2 separate regions of the Homo sapiens genome follow, and region 2 is linked to region 1. Evidence: read pairs that join two places in POLR2A ChIA-PET (ENCODE). Cell type or tissue: PC-3. All regions are shown on one strand. Links, peaks and the distances in the headings refer to the core of each region. The heading gives the core; the rest is flanking DNA.

Region 1 (2,924 bases), core at 186-2,685:
GTTAAATTAAATCCAACAATATATCAAAAGAATGAGTTTGTATCAGGAATAAAAAATTGGGCTAACAATAACTTTTATTCAGTGTAGATGAAAAGAGACTAAAATGCTGCCTGAATCATTTGTTTTTAAATTCCGCTTTGTGTTTTTTTAAAAATCTCTTCAGAGGGCATAATCTTTCCTATCCTAGCCTGAGATAAGTAATACTGTACAAATTCCGTACTAGCCCTTAGTACTGGCTCTGCCAATTATCTAATCATTTGACTGTCACCAAATACTGTCCCTGAATTTGTTTCCTGATCTAAAAAATGAAAATAATACTTGATCTGCCTCTTTCTTATGAAACTTGTCAAGATCAACTTAGAAAATCCACAAATTCTAAAATTTATCAAGTTCTGACTATGTCTCAGGCAATGTGCTAAGTGCTTTTATTTTACACCATGCAGGGCTAAGTTTTTGTATTTCTGGTAGAGACAGGGTTTCACCATGTTGCCCAGGCTCGTCCTGAACTCCTGAGAACAACTGATCTGCCCACCTTGGCCTCCCAAAATACTGGGATTACAGGTGTGAGCCACCAAGCCTGGCCTGCTAGGTGCTTTTACATGCATTATCTCATTTAATCTTCATACCAACCCTATAAAGGAAGGAATCATTTTACAGATGAGGAAAACTGAAATAATTTGCCTAAAATTTTTATAGCTAGTAAGTAGGAGAATTGGGATGGTAACCTGCCATGCTGGACTCTCTGTTCTGTTCCATTAGTTGTTTCTTTCACCAATACCACATTATCTTGATTACAGTAGCTTTATTGTGAGTCTTGAAGTTAGTTAGATAGTGTCAGCCCTCTGAGTTCTGAGTGAAAAAGTGTTATGATCTGACTTAAATTTTTTTTTAAGTATCACTCCAGCTGCTGTATGAAAAATTATACATAAGGGTACAAGCAGGGAGACCAGTCAGCAGACTATGTGGCTGTCTAGGTGAAAGATAATGTTGGCTAGAACTACAGTAGTACAGTTAGGGGAGTGATGTGGATGTGGAAAACATTTAGAAGGTAGGCCTGACAGGAATTGTTAAATGGACTAGATGTGGGGTATGAGGAGAAACATTCTCAAGGTTTTTTGGTCTGTACAACTGAAAGAACAGAAGTGTCATTTACTGAGATAGGAAAGACTCAGTGATAGTAGCAAGTTTGGAGGGGAAATCAAGAGGATTTTAAGGATATGCTAAATTTGAGGTGTCTACAAGTAGATGAATAGTAAGCAGTTAGATGAGTGTGGAGTTCAGAGGAGAGGTCCAGGCTGGAGGTGTAAATGTGGGTGTCCTCAGCATAGAAGTGTTATTTAAAACCACTGGATTAGAGATCAGACAGACTGTGGCATGGATACAGAATACTAACCCCAAGGATACTCCCAATATTTAGAAATTAGGGAAATGAAAACAGCAAAGGAACTGGAAAAGTAACAGCCAACAAGGTTGGAGGAGGACCTGGAGAGAGTGGTACCCTGAAAACCAAATGGAGAAAAACAGTGTTTCAAGAAGAAAATGTCATTAGATGTGGATGAAATAAAATGAAGATCTGGGAACTATTGGGTTTAGCTAAGTCTTTGCTGACCTTGATAAAAACAATTCCAGTCAAGTGCTAGGGACAAAAACCCAACTGTAGTAAGTTCAAAAAGAATGGCCTGAATTTGATCAAGCCCTTGGATCCACTAGCAGTTTACAGGAAATTCAAAGGATTATGTTAAATTAAATTGTAAAGATGGAACCAGCAAAATCCAGATCGTGAAAAATTCTAAAAGGACAAACAGCCCATAAATTGCAGAGGAGAAAAACAAGGAGAGAAAACTTACCGATTAAGACACTTAAAAGACATATCGATCAATCACAATGTGTAGAACTTATTTGGATTTTGAATCAAAAATTTTTTTTAGGCTGGGCGTGGTGGCTCATGCCTGTAATCCCAGCACTCTGGGAGGCTGACGCGGGCGGATCACCTGAGGTCAGGAGTTCAAGACCAGCCTGGCCAACATGGTGAAACCCCGTCTCTACTAAAAATACAAAAATTAGCCGGGCGTCATGGCGCATGCCTGTAATCCCAGCTACTCAGGAGGCTGAGGCAGGAGAATCGCTTGAACCTGGGAGGTGAAGGTTGCAGTCAGCCAAGATCATGCCACTGAACTCCAGCCTGGGCAACAGAGTGAGACTGTATCTCAAAAAAAAAAAAATTTTTTTTTAAGGCAAACAGTTTAAAAAATAATATGTGAGACAAGTAAAAATTTGAACAATGATTAGAAATTTTTATAAGTGATTATTATTTTGCTGTGATAATGGTACTATATCATGAGTCCATAACTTTTATAGTTACTACTAAATATGAATAAAATCATATTATACCTAGAATATGCTTCAAAAATATAAAAGAGGGAAAAGTAGAAGAGAAGCGATTGGACGTGGGTTGATGACTGCGTTTGGGTGGTGGGTACAATAGAGTTTATTATACAGTTCTGCCTATATGTATACATCCTAAATTCTCTATAGTAAAATATCATAAAAAAGAGAGAAATGGCCATTTCCTTTGCATGTGTCATCTCTTCTTACTATCCCATTGTACAGATAAGAAAATTAAGGTTAAGGAAGATTAAATGCACTGCCCAAAGTAGCAGTTAACTTTTTCTGATAGACTATTTTAGGGAAGTTTTAGGTTCACAGCAAAATTGAACAGAAGGTAGAGATTTCCCATATGTCCCAGGCCTCCTGCCCTGACATACACACAGACACCCTACTATCAACATCCTCTACAAGAGGAGAACATTTGCACTCAAACCTATACCGACACATCATTAATAAATTTCAGTTAATTTAAGAGCCAGAATCTGTCTCTAAAACCCATGTTTTTTACACTATATCATACTGTCAATTTTTTTCTC
Region 2 (2,924 bases), core at 281-2,780, 68 kb before region 1:
CCAGGCGTGGTGGCATGCGCCTGTAGTCCCAGCTGCTGGGGAGGCTGAAGCAGGAGAATGGTGTGAACCTGGGAGGCAGAGCTTGCAGTGAGCCAAGATCGTGCCACTGCACTCCAGCCTGGGTGACAAAGCAAGACTCCGTCTCAAAAAAAAAAAAAAAAAAAAAAAAGAATTTTAGTATTGCTAGTCATAATTCTTTGACTTTTCCTCCTATTTCCCACCTCTTTTAGGTGGAGGTTCCAGTTTACTAAATGGAAACATTTCTTCTGAGAGGATCTGTTCCCTGGATCTACTTAAAAAGCTCAGGGTTAAATGAGAAGGACCTAACCCTTCTCATATAGCCCACCAAGGCTTGTATCAAGAACATTAGATTACTTCCATGATTGCTTTTAATTCTGACAGTCCATGAAATGGTCATAAGGTATGGGTTGATAAGGACATGGTTCTCTAGTATTACAGTTCACCCTAATATGTTTTAAATTCTCATTTCTAAGGTTAAGTACTAACCAATCTGCTAATTTCCTCTTGTCTATCTGGTGCAGATCTTGCTGTTGCCTTGATCATAGTGGAAGTCTGATTGTCTGTTAGCTTCTTGATACATCGTTGCCCTGCCACAATATTACAGACCTACAAATGGAAAAAAGTTTTGTACTACATGTATATATCTTTTTTTTTTAGCTCTTACTTAGTGCCAATTACATGTAAATAAAAATTTAAAATCAACTTCATTAAACCACTTATTTTCAATATGTTAAGTAAAAAAGTAGTAAACAAGACAGCTCTACAGTAATTAAGTATAATTAAGTAAAATGTACACCAGATGAAGACTGAAAGAAGTATAGTATACCAAAATGTTAACAGTGGTTACATTAGAGTGGTAGGATTATGGATGAACTTGTTTCGTGTTATTTCATTACAGAAAATTTAGAATAAATTAAAACTTAAAAACAGTTCATATTCCAAAATAAATGTTCTGTATGAGGTAAGTTATCGGCCATAAAAGACCCCAAAAGAATCATGAACAACAGGGTATTAATTAGCAGTGTGAAGGCATTACTTCTAGTGGCAGGTAGGTGTGTTTCTGTTCCTGCCCGACTTGCAGACAGGGAAGGTGCGGGTACTTCAGCTGAAGAGTATACTTTTCTCTGAAATACTGCGCTACTGTTCTCTCCACAGTTTGGCCGTTTTCTAACTGTAAAGGAAAGCTGAGGAAAAAAAAGTACACATGAACAATTCTTGCCCATTATGAGCCAGAAAAACTCCCAACCCCACTAACTAGAGCAAGCTGCCTCACACCATCGCTGCTCTGACAAACTTTTCTTACGTTTGATGACTGGCAGGCCTCCTTGTTACATTACAAACACGGTATTTCCGTCTCATTGTTCCACAATGAGTCACTTCAACCTTCAAACCTGTTCCCAACAAGAAAAATGGAGGTTACAGAACTGTCACATGTAAAATATTTATACTTATAAAGCCTGTTCATTACCATAAAAACTCAATTCTGAACAGACAAAAAATTCTGTGATACAGGCAAGATGATATAAACACCAGATTTTACATATAACATTGCTAATAATGGTCACAGTCATGACAGACCTAATGGCAAAATTTTTCCTTACCCCATCAAGCTCTACACATTAAAAAATAAAATCATAAAATTTGCAAAGCCCATAGATCAAGGGCCAAAATCTTCCATTAATAAAAAATCCTGTTTATAATAAATTCAGGTATTTATGCTGGGAGAGGGAAGGAGGAATGAAAGAGGAGATCCAATAATTCTCAAGGTATTCCATAATTTCAAATTATGTGATATTTACCTAGCCCAGTCATCACATACTGCTTGAAGATCAGAATTTTGTAAAGCTCAAGAAAGAAGTCCTTTAAAGATTTATAAAGCAGGAGAAAAAAATTCCAGGCATTTTTAACAGAAGCAAAGTGACACTTTTATAGAGGTATAATATAGTGACACAGCTCTTTTCCAATACTATTAAAAATCAAATGTAACCAAAATAATTCCTAAAGTAGGTGATCCCTACCCTCTTATGGAGTCAAGATCCCTTTGAGAATCTGATGTAAGCAATAAACTCTCAGCAAAATGCACATATACATAATTTAGCACATGATTTTAGGAGTTCTTGGATCCCTGCCGTCCATCTGTGGACTCTAGGGGTTCAAGGATCCCAGGCCTGCTCTAGAATGTGAAGAAATGGGCTTTAAGCTGTTGGCTGAAGTTCTTCGAGATGAATTTTCTGAAGCAGTGCTGTCAAAGAGAATTTTCTTGAGGTGATGGAATGTTCTACATTTATGCTAATATGGTAATCACTAATAACATGTTACTAAGCATAAGAAATGTAGCTGGTGTACCTAAGAAACTGAAAATTTAATTTTATTTAGGTTTTTTTTTTTTAGTTTTTTGCTCTTGTTGCCCAGGTCAGAGTGCAATGATGCAATCTTGGCTCACTGCAACCTCTGTCTCCAGGGTTAATGTGATTCTCCTGCCTCAGCCTCCCAAGTAGCTGGGATTACAGTACCCGCCACTATGCCCAGTTAATTTTTATATTTTTAGTAGAGATGGGGTTTCGCCATGTTGGCCAGGCTGGTCTTGAACTCCAGACCTCAGGTGAACCACCCACCTTGGCCTCCCAAAGTGTTGAGATTACAGGCGTGAGCCACCACGCCCGGCCTTTATTTTAATTAATTTAAATTTAAGTAGCTACATGTGGTTAGTGCAGTCTTAGCCTAGAGAAGAGTTAACAGGTACACAGAGGTCACAGATAAGCAACTCCTTTCTAAAGTTTGGCCTAGACTCCAAGGGATAAAGTCCAAAATGGGGTAGATGGAGAACAACTTTTAGTTCCCTGATAATACTTATGGTTATTACTCTTTGTCATATTTCTCTTTCATATTTGTGATTCCTATAC

The links. ChIA-PET counts read pairs that join two places held together with the same protein. Peaks named below come from ENCODE experiments on the same cell type or tissue, not always from the same donor. Only the 100,000 strongest peaks of a DNase experiment are listed, where the experiment ranks them.
Region 2: POLR2A ChIA-PET joins it to region 1 with 6 read pairs; 5 of 35 experiments call an interaction of 5 or more read pairs at or near these places.

What each region holds. Positions count from the first base shown.
Region 1 is chr1:35,939,370-35,942,293 of GRCh38, reverse strand. The region is part of intron 1 of AGO3 (argonaute RISC catalytic component 3); the gene reads right to left. Among named protein-coding and RNA genes, the nearest start is that of AGO3, 9.7 kb to the right of the region's middle. In PC-3, for the core only: no CTCF peak of the experiment used is centred there; no DNase peak of the experiment used is centred there.
Region 2 is chr1:36,007,178-36,010,101 of GRCh38, reverse strand. AGO3 (argonaute RISC catalytic component 3) reads right to left here. Exons shown (of 19, transcript NM_024852.4): 7 at 1,325-1,412; 8 at 1,058-1,205; 9 at 508-627. LOC105378647 (a long non-coding RNA gene) reads left to right here. Exons shown (of 3, transcript XR_001737972.2): 3 at 231-723. Among named protein-coding and RNA genes, the nearest start is that of TEKT2, 75 kb to the left of the region's middle. RefSeq lists an enhancer at 1,124-1,625. In PC-3, for the core only: no CTCF peak of the experiment used is centred there; a DNase peak (open chromatin) is centred at 1,361; H3K27ac peaks cover 1,288 bases.